Regions from separate parts of the Homo sapiens genome. Here regions 1 and 3 are each linked to region 2. A link is a contact called in ENCODE Hi-C or POLR2A ChIA-PET data. All regions are on one chromosome and are shown on one strand. Each heading gives the region's core, a stretch centred on a gene start or an enhancer-like site at or near the end of the contact. The rest is flanking DNA. Distances are from core to core; before and after follow the strand shown. Region 1 has its middle 19 kb from the start of CARD11. Region 2 overlaps CARD11 (caspase recruitment domain family member 11). Region 3 overlaps CARD11 (caspase recruitment domain family member 11).

Region 1 (3,363 bases), core at 413-2,912, 35 kb after region 2:
GGATTACAGGCGTGAGCCACTTCACCTGGCTGCCATGATGCTCTTTGATGGAATATTTATGTATGGTGTGAGGTAGAGATCCAAATTCATTCTTTTGCATGTAGATATCCGTGAGTCCATCATCCATCCATTATCATCCATCACCATAATAGAAACGATTCTCTCCTCATTGAAGTGTCTTGACACGCTTGTCAAAAATCCATTATGTTTGGACTCTCAGTTTTATTCAATTTTTCTCTATGTCTATCCTTATGCTAGTACCACACTATCTTGATTACTGTCATCTTGTAGTAAGTTTTGAAATTAGGAGCTGTGAGTCCTTCAACTTTGTTCTTCATTTTCAAGACTGTCTTGAATATTCTGGGGCCCTTGAATTTCCATATGAATTTTAGGATAAGCTTGTTCAACTTCTGCAAAGAAAAAAAAAACAGCTGGGATTTTGATAGGAAATTGTGTTGAACCTGTAGATCAACTTGAGGAGTATGAACGTGGGTTGTCTTCCTATTTATTTAGATTACCTTTAATTGCTTTTGACAATGTGTTGTAGTTTTCAGTATACAAGTCTTATACTTCTTAGTTATCCCTAAGTATCCTATTCTTTTTGATGCTATTGTACATGAATTGTTTTCTTAATTTTATTTTTGAATGGTTTATTGTTATCATCTAGAAACACAATTGATTTTTGCATATTGATTTTGTATCCTTCAACTTTGCAGAACTCATATTTAGTTTCAATAGTTTTAGTGGGTTCCTTGAGATTTTCTACAAAATCATGTTATCTGAGAATAAGGATTGTTTTACTTCTTCTTTTCCAATCTGGAAGTCTTTCATTTCTTTTTCTTTCCTAACTGCCCTGGCTAGAGGCTCCAGCAGTGGCCAGAGTGGATGACCTTGTCTTGTTGCCACGGGAACTCACTCTTGGGGAGCAGCTGAGTTGGGGGGATGTTGGGAGCCGACTGCAGGAACGGGAGTTCTTGGAATTAACTCCCAGGTAGTATACAATATGTATTAAAGCTTGAGTAATAAAAACTGTGCTAATCCAGAGTGCACATAGCTATTATTAAAACCCAACAGTCACCACAGCAATTGTTTAGAACTTAGCCCGAACAAAGATTTTTTTCTTTTTCGATGAGGAATAGCTGATCATGGGCATTGTGTAGAATTGCTGGTGCATGGTGATAATAGAAACAGTCTAACTCTTCATTGGTTTTATTGTTAATTTTAAATTCTCTACAGACAATGGACCCTTTCCTGCAGGAGCCTGGAGTAGGTGGCTCCCAGTGTGCTCCACCCTTGGGGTGCCAATGCCCACCCCACTTTTCTGACACCCTCTGAAGCCTACTCAGACACAAATCTTTCTCTGATGTGCACACCAGTTCAGCCATGAGCATGGCCTGGGTCTTATCCATTCCTGCCTCCCTTCCGACACTGTGCACACGTGCTTCAGAGTGGAATTGAGACGGCCTGGGCCCCATTGATTGGCACTCTCTGCTCTACCCCAGCACTGGTCTTTGGGGCCCATGTGCAGACAGCCCAGGATGGCAATCACAGGGCTGCAGTGTCTCAGTCCAAAAACCTTTAGGCAGAGCAAACACAAGCTAGAAGGACCCAGTCTGAGTCACTCAGTTCCACTGTGAGTGCATCGTGGGACCCGGGGCCCATGGTGCAGCTCTTTCAGTTTCTCTTCTGTGAAATGAGGACAGTGGTGCAGTCTCAACCTGTTGCCACCACCCAGCCTCCTCCCCTTTCTCCTCCACCTCCTTCCCTGCCCACCTCAGAGTGGAAAGTTTTGTTAAGGTGGCTGTATTATTGAGTCTTCGGGAGGAGTGAGGTGTCAGGAATGAAAAGGGGGAGAAACAGCCTGCTTACATCATTCCTACCCCCTAGCCCCCTAGGGGCTCACATTCTTCTTCTTCTCTTCTTCTTCTTCCTCCTCCTCCTCTTCCTTCTTCCTTCTTTCTTCTGCTTCTCCTCTTCTTCTTCTTCCTCTTCCTCCTCCTCCTCTTCTTCCTTTTATTCCTCCTACTCCTCCTCGTTCGTCTTCTCCTCCTCCTCTTCCTTCTTCTTCTTCTTCTTCTCCTCCTCCTTCTCCTTCTTCTTCTCCTTCTCCCCCTTCTCCTTCTTCTTTCTTCTTCTTTCTTTGTTTTTTAGAGGCAGGGTCTTGCTCTGCCGCCTAGACTGGAGTGCAGGGGTGTGATCCTAGCTTACTGCAGCCTTGAACTCCTGGGCTCAAGCAATCCTCCTGCCTCAGCCTCCCCAGCAGTGGGAATACAGGTGCACACTACCACGCCCAGATAATTTTTAAATTTTCATTTTTGTGGAGATGAAGTCTTGCTACATTGCCCAAGCTGGTTTCAAATTCCTGGGCTCAGGCGATCCTCCTGCCACGGGCTTCCAAAGTGCTGGGATTACAGGCATGAGCCACTCCGCCTGGTTGGGACTCACATTCTTGAGCCTGTGACATACATATTTTAAAATGTGTTTTATTTTTTACATGGATTAGGGGAAAGTGGAGAAGATATGGCTTTCTTACATAAGCCCACTAACTGAGATCAGCGATTTCTAGAAAAAGAGACAGCGAATTGTTTTGAATGACGAAGTGCGTGCCCCTGAGGGAGCTTTAAAGGAGATGAAGCTGCCAGGCTCTACCCAAGTGCCCCCGTGCTTATCACTTCTGGGTGCAAAGGCCCCACTTGCACCAGCTGTAACCACCTGGGACTTTCTGCCTGAAGGTGTTCTCTGTTTTATATGAGTGGCCCTAGGAGCAGCTCTCAGCCCATAACTGGTGGAGTTGCAGGATAAATAACCCAGTTATCTCAACTCTCTGGTAGGGTAACTCCAAGGTATGTTCTGTCCTGTCTCCTGGAGGCTCCTAGCAGGACTGCATTCCAGTTGCCTATCATGGGGACTGGATCCAGGATGAACATGTTATCTGTTGCAGGCAAAGGGAAGAGGTCTGAGAGAGGATCTCTTGGGAATCCCAGGAGGCAGGGACACCTTTTTTTTTTTTTTAAGAATTTTTTTTTTCAGAGATGAGGTCTTGGTATTTTGTCCAGGCTGGTCTCAAACTCCTGGACTCAAGCACTCCTCCAGTCTCAGCCTCTCCAGTAGCTAGGACTATAGGCTCACACCACCATGCCTGACTAATTTTACTTAATGTTATTTTATTTTTTGTAGAGATGGGGGTCTCACTATGTTGCCCAGGCTGGTCTCAAACTCCTGGGCTCAAGCAATCCTCCTGCCTCAGCCTCCCAGAACGCTAGGATTACAGGCATGAGCCACTGCACTTGGCCTTCAGCTCGGTTTTTTAAAGGTCCTTGCAATTCTTAACATGGGACAACATGCCAAAAATAGTTACAATGC
Region 2 (3,866 bases), core at 661-3,160:
ACAAAGTGAGACCACCCAATTCTACCAAAAAAGAACGCTTGTAGCAGCATTATTCAATGCAGCCAAAAATTGGAAACAACTCAAATATCCATCAGCAGTAGTATAAATAAAACGTTATACTACTCATTGGCAATAAAAAATGAATTATTGGCAATAAAAAATGAATGAGCGACCGCCGCAAGCAACAACATGGATTAAGCTAAGGTTGCCAGATAAAATAGAGGACATTCAATTACATTTAAATTTTGAATTAAAAACAAATGATTTTTTTTTTTTGAGACGGAATCTCACTCTGTTGCCCAGGTCAGGCTGGAGTGCAAGTGGCATGATCTCGGCTCACTTCAACCTCCGCCTCCCGGGTTCAAGCGATTCTCCTGCCTCAGCCTCCTGAGTAGCTGGGATTACAAGCACCCACCACCACACCTGGCTAATTTTTGTATTTTCAGTAGAGACGGGGTTTCACCATGTTGGCCAGGCTGGTCTCAGACACCCAACCTCAGGTGATCTGCCCGCCTTGGCCTCCCAAAGCCCTGGGATTACAGGTGTGAGCCATTGCGCCCAGCCCAAATGATTTTTATTTTTATTTTTTTTTAGCATAAGAATGTCCTATGCAGTATTTGGGACATACTTACACTACAAAATTCTTATTCTATTAAATGTTATTATATTACAATATTATTTTTTAGCTGGTCATGTTCTGTTTCTTGATCTGGGTGTCACTGGGCGACCTGGGTGTGTTCACTTTGTGAAAATCCGCTGAGTTACACACTTAGGATGAGTGCAGGTCTCTGGTGTGCATTTGCTACTTCAATACAAAGTTTATCTGAAATCACAATAAAACGATCCCTGGCCCGTGGCCCATTAAATGAGGGCCTGCCTCTTGCCTTGAGGGACCCATCTGTTGTCGTCTCTGCTGTCTGTGATCTCTGTAACCCGTGCATCCATCCTGGCTTGTAGCCGCTGCTCAGAACGCCCCGGTGACGCACCCTTGCCCACAGGACAGCATCTGCCCTCCTTGGCACAGCACCCCAGGGCTCCTGTGGCCTCCCCTGCCCCATTTCCACGTCCTCACATCTTTTTTCCAGCGCTGACACTAACCACACCACCACGGCTCTGTGCCTGCCGCTTCGCCTGCTGCTCTGCCAGGCAAAAACCTATTTATTTTCCCAGTCTCATTTCAGCTTCTGTCGGCTCTGGGAGGTCTTTCCTGACTCCTTCAGGCAGACCTGTCTGTTCCTGTCCCCAAGGTCTGTCTTCATTTCAAGCATCCATTAGAGCAACTCCATTACTTCGCAACTGACTGTTTATATATCTGTCTCCTCCCCGGACAACAGGCTTGCTGGGGCAGGGACTCTGTCTTTTTGTCTTTTTATCCCTAGCAACTCACAGAGTGTCTGTGCGTGTTAGGCTCTGCGTATGTGTTAAGTGGGTCATGACAGTAATGGGTGTTAATGAATGGGGACCAGCAGAGAGATCGAAGGGCTCTGTAAAGCGTTCACACTTAATTTTAGAATTAGAGATGGCAAAACCCTGTCTCTACAAAACAAAACAAAAACCAAAAATTAGCTGGGCATGGTGGTGCATGCCTGTAGTCCCAGCTACTCAGGAGGCTGTGTTGGGAGGATCACTTGAGCCTGGGAGGTGGAGGCTGTAGTGAGCCATGATCCTATCACTGCACTCCAGCCTGGAAGACAGAGCGAGACCCTGTCTCAAAAAAAAAAAAAAAAAAAAAAAAAAGAGAAAGAATTGGAAAATGATGCTGTAAGTCACTCTGCTAATGAGTGGCCAGTGTCTCATTTAACTTCCCAGGAGAAGGGTGCTGGTCTTGTCTCCCATGTCACAGATAGGAAGAAAAGTGCTGAGCAGTTCAATGGTTTGCCCAAGGTCACATGGCCGGTAGGGAGCAGACCACACACTCATGGCACTGGCTGTTCCGTGAATCACAGCAGACGCTGAATCACTAAAATGTCCTTCTGGGACAGGCAAGTCAACAGAGGAAGTGCCCAGTCTGCCCCGGGCCACCTTTTGACTCAAGCAAGCTTTCTGGCACCTCTCAAATCAGTCCCTGTGGGTGGCCACCCCCTCTCCCATGGAATGGCTCGCCGGGAACGGGTTAACACCTCAAACACCTAAACACAGCGTTCAGCTCTGTCCAGACACTCTCGACTCCTGCCTGAGATTTTCAGGTTTTAAACAAAACAAAAATCTGATTCACTGTTTCCAGTCCTACAGGAAACTCAGGTCCTTTATTTATCTGCCACTAAAAAAAAAAAAAAAAAAAAGAAGAAGAAGAAGGAAAAAAAAATCAAACCAGAAAAAAAGCCCTTTATGTCTTAAAAGGGTTTTGAATGCATCTCGTTTCATACAGCACCAAACATCGTTCATGACGGGGGCTCCAGGATGAAGCCCAGACTAAAAGACAGAAGGAAATGAAACGCATTGCAATAAAACACACATGCTAATAAATAAGGGCCTGGGCAATGAATCCAGCTCGGAATATACCACTGGCAAGAAGAAATGCCCCAAAGCTTTACTTAAACCAAATAATAGAAGAACAGATGGCTCCCCTGGGTCTCTGGGAAAAGTTAATAGATCCAGGAGGCTGCAGATAGAGGCTTTGTTTGGGATTTGGGCAGAAAACACAAGGCATTCACAAGATTCAAGGTGAAAGAAAGAGGGCTTGTAGATTTAGGGACAGGGACATTTTCATCAGATAACGAAAATAGATATGTCTGGATATCTCTGCTGGGTTTCCACAGGCTGCAGGGCACGTGCCCTCTCCAGAAATTAACCAGGGCTGCGCTCGGCAGCATGCTAGGGAGACCGACTGCTTCTAGCTGCCCAACTGGAGAATTAATTTAACTCCAGAGATTTGGATAATAAGAAAGAACCCTTAAAGGAGATAAAAATTTACTTTGGGAAGATTTTTGTCCCCACCCATTGTACAGCAGCATCCTTAAGTGGTGGGAACAGTGGGTGGGAACTGGAAGCTCTGGGTTCTATGATGCAAGACCCCCCTGGTCACTGATTAGCTGAGTGACCCTGAAGAAAACCTTCAGGCTGCCACCTGCCCAGCGGCTGTTAAGAATGCTGAGATCCGTGGACACAGGGAGGGGAACATCACACACCCGGCCCTGTCGGGGGTTGGGGGGAAGGGGCGGGAGAGCATTAGGACAAATAGCTAATGCATGCGGGGCTTAAAACCTAGATGACGGGTTGATGGGTGCAGCAAACCACCATGGCACATGTATACCTATGTAACGAACCTGCACGTCCTGCAAATGTACCCCAGAACTTAGAGTGAAAAAAAAAAAAAAAGAAAGAAAGAAAAAAAAAAGAATGCTGAGATCCGGTTGGGCGCGGTGGCTCAGGCCTGTAATCCCAGCACTTTGGGGGCGGAGGTGGGCGGATCATGAGGTCGGAAGATCTAGACCATCCTGGCCAACACGGTGAAACTCCGTCTCTACTAAAAAAAAAAAAATACAAAAAATTCGCCTGGCGTGGTGGCGGGTGCCTGTAGTCCCAGCTACTCGGGAGGCTGAGGCAGGAGAATGGAGTGAACCCAGGAGGCAGAGCTTGCAGTGAGCGAGATGGCGCCACTGCACTCCAGCCTGGGAGACACAGCGAGACTCCGTCTCAAAAAAAAAAAAAAAAAAAGAAGAATGCTGAGATCTGTGGACACAGGGAGGGGAATATTACACAGTGGGCCCTGTCGGGGGTTGGGGGGCAAGGGGAGGGAGAGCATTAGGACAAATACCTAATGCATGTGGGGCTTAAAACCTAGATGACAGGTTGATGGGTGCAGCAAACCACCATGGCGCATGTATACCTGTGTAACAAACCTGCATGCTCTGCACATGTATCCC
Region 3 (3,584 bases), core at 1,015-3,514, 50 kb before region 2:
GAGGGAGAGGGGCTGAGATACTTGGAGTCTGCTTTGTTTGCTGCATTTGGTGCTGAGCAAGGTGCTGGCCCTTTTCTCTCTGCCCCGCTCCCTTCACAGTCCCTGAAGCCCTGAACCCTTCACTCCAGCGACATTTAAAATAAAGACATCAGGCCAGGCACGGTGGCTCACGCCTGTAATCCCAGAACTTTGGGAGGTGGAGGTGGGCCTATCACTTAAGGTCAGGAGTTTGAGACCAGCCTGGCCAACACGGTGAAACCCCGTCTCTATTAAAAATACAAAAATTAGCCGGTCGTGGTGGCATGTGTCTGTAATCCCAGTTACTCTGGAGGCCGAGGCAGGAGAATTGCTTGAACCCGGGAGGCAGAGGTTGCAGTGAGCCGAGATGGCGCCACTGCACTCCAGCCTGGGCGACAAGAGCAAAGCTCCGTCTCAAACAAACAAACAAACAAACAATCACAAAAATCAGCCGGGCGTGGTGGCAGGCCCCTGTAATCCCAGTTACTTGGGAGGCTGAGGCAGGAAAATCACTTGAATCCGGGAGGCGGAGGTTGTAGTGAGCTGAGATTGCACTACTGCACTCCAGTCTGGGCGACAGAGTAAAACTGTCAAAAAAAAAAAAAAAAAAAAAAAGACATCTTATCCATAGAATGGAATATTATTCATCCATACAAAGGCACGAAGAAGCATTGCTGCTTGCTGTGGCACAGATGAGCCTTGCAGACACTAAGCTCAGTGAAAGAAGCCAGACACAAAAGGCCACACATCATAAGATGCCATTTAGATGAAACGCCCAGAATAGGCAAATCCATAGATTCAGAAGGCAGGTTCGTGGGTACCAGGGACTGGGGGGAGGCAGGGATGGAGGAGGGGGTGGGTATTAATGGGGATGAGGTTTCCTTTTGGGGTGATGAAACTGTCCTGGGGCTGGATAGAGGTGGTTGTTACATAGCACTATGAATGTACTAGACGCCACCAGGTTATTGATTTTAAAATGGTGACTTTTATGTTATATGAATCTTACCTCAATAAATAAATAGCAACAGGCTGGGTGCAGTGGCTCACACCTGTAGTCCCAGCACTTTGGGAGGCTGAGGCAGGAGGATTACTTGAGCCCAGGAGTCTGAGACCAGTCTGGGCAACATAGCAAGACCCCATCTGGGCAAAAAAATAAAAAGATTAGGCAGGCGTGGTGGGGTATGTCTGTAGTCTCAGCTACTCAGGAGACTGAGGCAGGAGGATTGCTTGACCCAGGAGTTTGAGGCTGCAGTGAGCTATGATCACACCATTGCACTCTAGCCTGGGTGACAGAGGAAGACCCTGTCTCAAAAATAAACTAAACTAAAATAAAAACAGCTACAATTTTTTGAGCCGAGGTGAGCAGGGGCTAGGCCCCAAACCCTCAGTGACTCCAAGCCCCAGACAGCCTGGGCAGGAAGCTCTGATCATCTCTGGTGAAGACCTGAGACTTCCCAGTCTTGGGGAGGGGACACCAAGGGATGAGACAGGTTGTGGGGAAGCTGGGACTTGAGCGCTGTAGGGAGGCCGTGTGCTTGTCATGGGAGGCAACAGTCCACGTGGGAATTGCAGGAATGCCTTTTTTTTTTTTGAGATGGATCTCACTCTGTTGCCAGGCTGGAGTGCAATGGCGTGATCTTGGCTCACTGCAACCTCTGCCTCCCGGGTTCAAGCGATTCTCTCGCCTCAGCCTCCCAAGTAGCTGGGATTACAGGCGTGCACCACCATGCCTGGCTAATTTTTTTGTATTTTTAGTAGAGACGGAGTTTCACCGTGTTAGCCAGGATGGTCTCAATCTCCTGATCTCGCGATCCACCTGCCTCGGCCTCCCAAAGTGGTGGGATTACAGGCGTAAGCCACCGTGCCTGGCCTTTTTTTTTTTTTTCTGAGACAGAGTCTCACTCTGTCGCCAGGCTGGAGTGCAGTGGCGCGATCTTGGCTCACTAAAACCTCTGCCTCCTGGGCTCAAGCGATTCTGCTGCCTCAGCCTCCTGAGTAGCTGAGATTACAGGCACCCGCCACCGTGCCCTAATTTTTGTATTTTTAGTAGAGACGGGGTTTCACCGTGTTGGCCAGGATGGTCTCCATCTCCTGACATTGTGATCTGCACTTACAGGAGGCAGGGTCAAGGAAAGGACAAGATAGAAGCAGAGGTGGAGAAAGAGGGTGAGGTGAGTGGGAGAAGAGGGGACGGCGGGACAGAGGCCTTGTGACAGAAAAGGGAACAAGAACTCAGGGTTTTACGTTGTACCCACAGGTGCAGAGCTGAGAAAAGGAAAGAGAAATGAAGAACGGCAACTCGGAGGGAGGAGACGGTGGGGGTGGCGCGGGCACCGGGTGCAGGCTGAGAAAGCGAGAGGGCGGTCCGGCCAGGGGGTGGGGGTGCTGCAACCAGCTCTGGTCACGCCCCTTCTCCTGAGAGCTCCCAGGACTGCAGGCAACTTGCTGAAGAACTTGGGTAATTTCCCGGAGGCCGGCTCACCTGTTTCCAGCCCATCAGTGATCTTGAAACTTACAAATACTCAGACTCACACTTTCCGCCTATCCGTGCAAGGTAAGAGGAGCCAAACACATCTCGAAATGCACCGATTTTTCTTCTTCTAAGGGGGCAGACTCTCGTGGTGTGCCCCCACCCTCTCTGTTAATGCCTCTATTGTGTAAAAACGTCTTTAGATAAATTTGTCGGGCTTGGAGCCTGGGGTGGCCATTTCTTTGCACTTTATCTACTACAATCCAAGACCAGCAAACATGAGGCCACGTTTTTCCAGTGGTTTCTGCCTCCCCCACCACAGTGGTGACGGAAATACGCTCCCCAGCAACAGTGAGAAGACCCTGGGATTCTGCAGGCTCAGAGATCATCTGTACCCTCCCGCCGTGTAACTGCAAGACGACAAATGAGATGCAAACAGGGAAGTCTTTCTTACGTTTGTGCCAAATGATACAATCACCAATAATGAAATAAGGCACCTGTGAAAACTGCACCCAGAAACGGTCGATCAGTATGGACATGAGGTTGTTAAGAATGCGTTTCCTTAGCATCGAAGAGGGGGTAACTGGCTGCTCTCTGATCATCTGTCTCTTCTTCCCTGTGTGCAGGGAGCTATGAAGGAGCCCACTTAGGAAGCCAGGATTTAAGGTGACAGGAGCATATTGCAGGTGGGGCTCCACCTGCCGGGCAGTGACGGCTGGGGGTCACCCCGAAATCTCTGCACTCAGGGCTGTCAGACGGACGTTACGCGGTATGTGAACTAGAGACACTAAGAGCCTATTATTCTGTTTTGCATTTTAAAGGAGGTCTCTGAGGACCAGCTGATGCTTTCAAACCACTTAAGTCAGCGAAGCCCCAAAAAGGCTGTAGTCTCTTGCAAGCAAAAGTTACCAAGGGGCTGCCGAGGGTCTTCAAGCCCGCAGGACTTAAGAAATTCCCGAGTGTTTCACCAGGAATTGAGGAATCTACTCGGATCCCTTTCAGGGATCCCGGGGGGAGGGGAACTTCCCCTTTGGGGTCCCCAGTCCTACTGTCTCTTTGGGAAGCTCCTTGTCCCACAGTCGCCTGGTTTGTCCTC

Evidence for each region. A loop is a pair of places that touch in the nucleus more often than their neighbours do. ChIA-PET counts read pairs that join two places held with the same protein, here RNA polymerase II (POLR2A). Pooled maps may share reads with other maps.
Region 1: a map of heart right ventricle shows a loop between it and region 2 (7-fold over the local background). The contact joins two enhancer-like sites. A Hi-C loop is called at or near these places in 4 of 168 maps with a recorded cell type or tissue (CD4-positive, alpha-beta memory T cell, CD8-positive, alpha-beta T cell, heart right ventricle and 1 more), 1 of 37 single-sample maps with no recorded cell type and 11 of 50 pooled maps. POLR2A ChIA-PET finds 5 or more read pairs at or near these places in 9 of 52 experiments (GM12878, OCI-LY7, Panc1 and 6 more).
Region 3: a loop to region 2 is called in a map of cardiac septum, with 4 times the contacts of the local background. The contact joins two enhancer-like sites. A Hi-C loop is called at or near these places in 6 of 168 maps with a recorded cell type or tissue (CD4-positive, alpha-beta T cell, CD8-positive, alpha-beta T cell, cardiac septum and 3 more), 4 of 37 single-sample maps with no recorded cell type and 13 of 50 pooled maps. POLR2A ChIA-PET finds 5 or more read pairs at or near these places in 10 of 52 experiments (AG04450, BJ, CD4-positive, alpha-beta T cell and 7 more).

What each region holds. Positions count from the first base shown.
Region 1 is chr7:3,061,574-3,064,936 of GRCh38, forward strand. No RefSeq gene overlaps it. Among named protein-coding and RNA genes, the nearest start is that of CARD11, 19 kb to the left of the region's middle. RefSeq lists an enhancer at 1,589-1,908. Within about 2 kb of position 1,663, at least 3 of the 41 ENCODE cell types and tissues checked have a DNase peak (open chromatin) inside an H3K27ac peak, as active enhancers do.
Region 2 is chr7:3,026,246-3,030,111 of GRCh38, forward strand. The region is part of intron 1 of CARD11 (caspase recruitment domain family member 11); the gene reads right to left. Among named protein-coding and RNA genes, the nearest start is that of CARD11, 16 kb to the right of the region's middle. Within about 2 kb of position 1,911, at least 8 of the 41 ENCODE cell types and tissues checked have a DNase peak (open chromatin) inside an H3K27ac peak, as active enhancers do.
Region 3 is chr7:2,976,272-2,979,855 of GRCh38, forward strand. All of the region lies in intron 1 of CARD11 (caspase recruitment domain family member 11), which reads right to left. Among named protein-coding and RNA genes, the nearest start is that of CARD11-AS1, 34 kb to the left of the region's middle. RefSeq lists a silencer at 2,373-2,462 and an enhancer at 3,196-3,584. Within about 2 kb of position 2,265, at least 6 of the 41 ENCODE cell types and tissues checked have a DNase peak (open chromatin) inside an H3K27ac peak, as active enhancers do.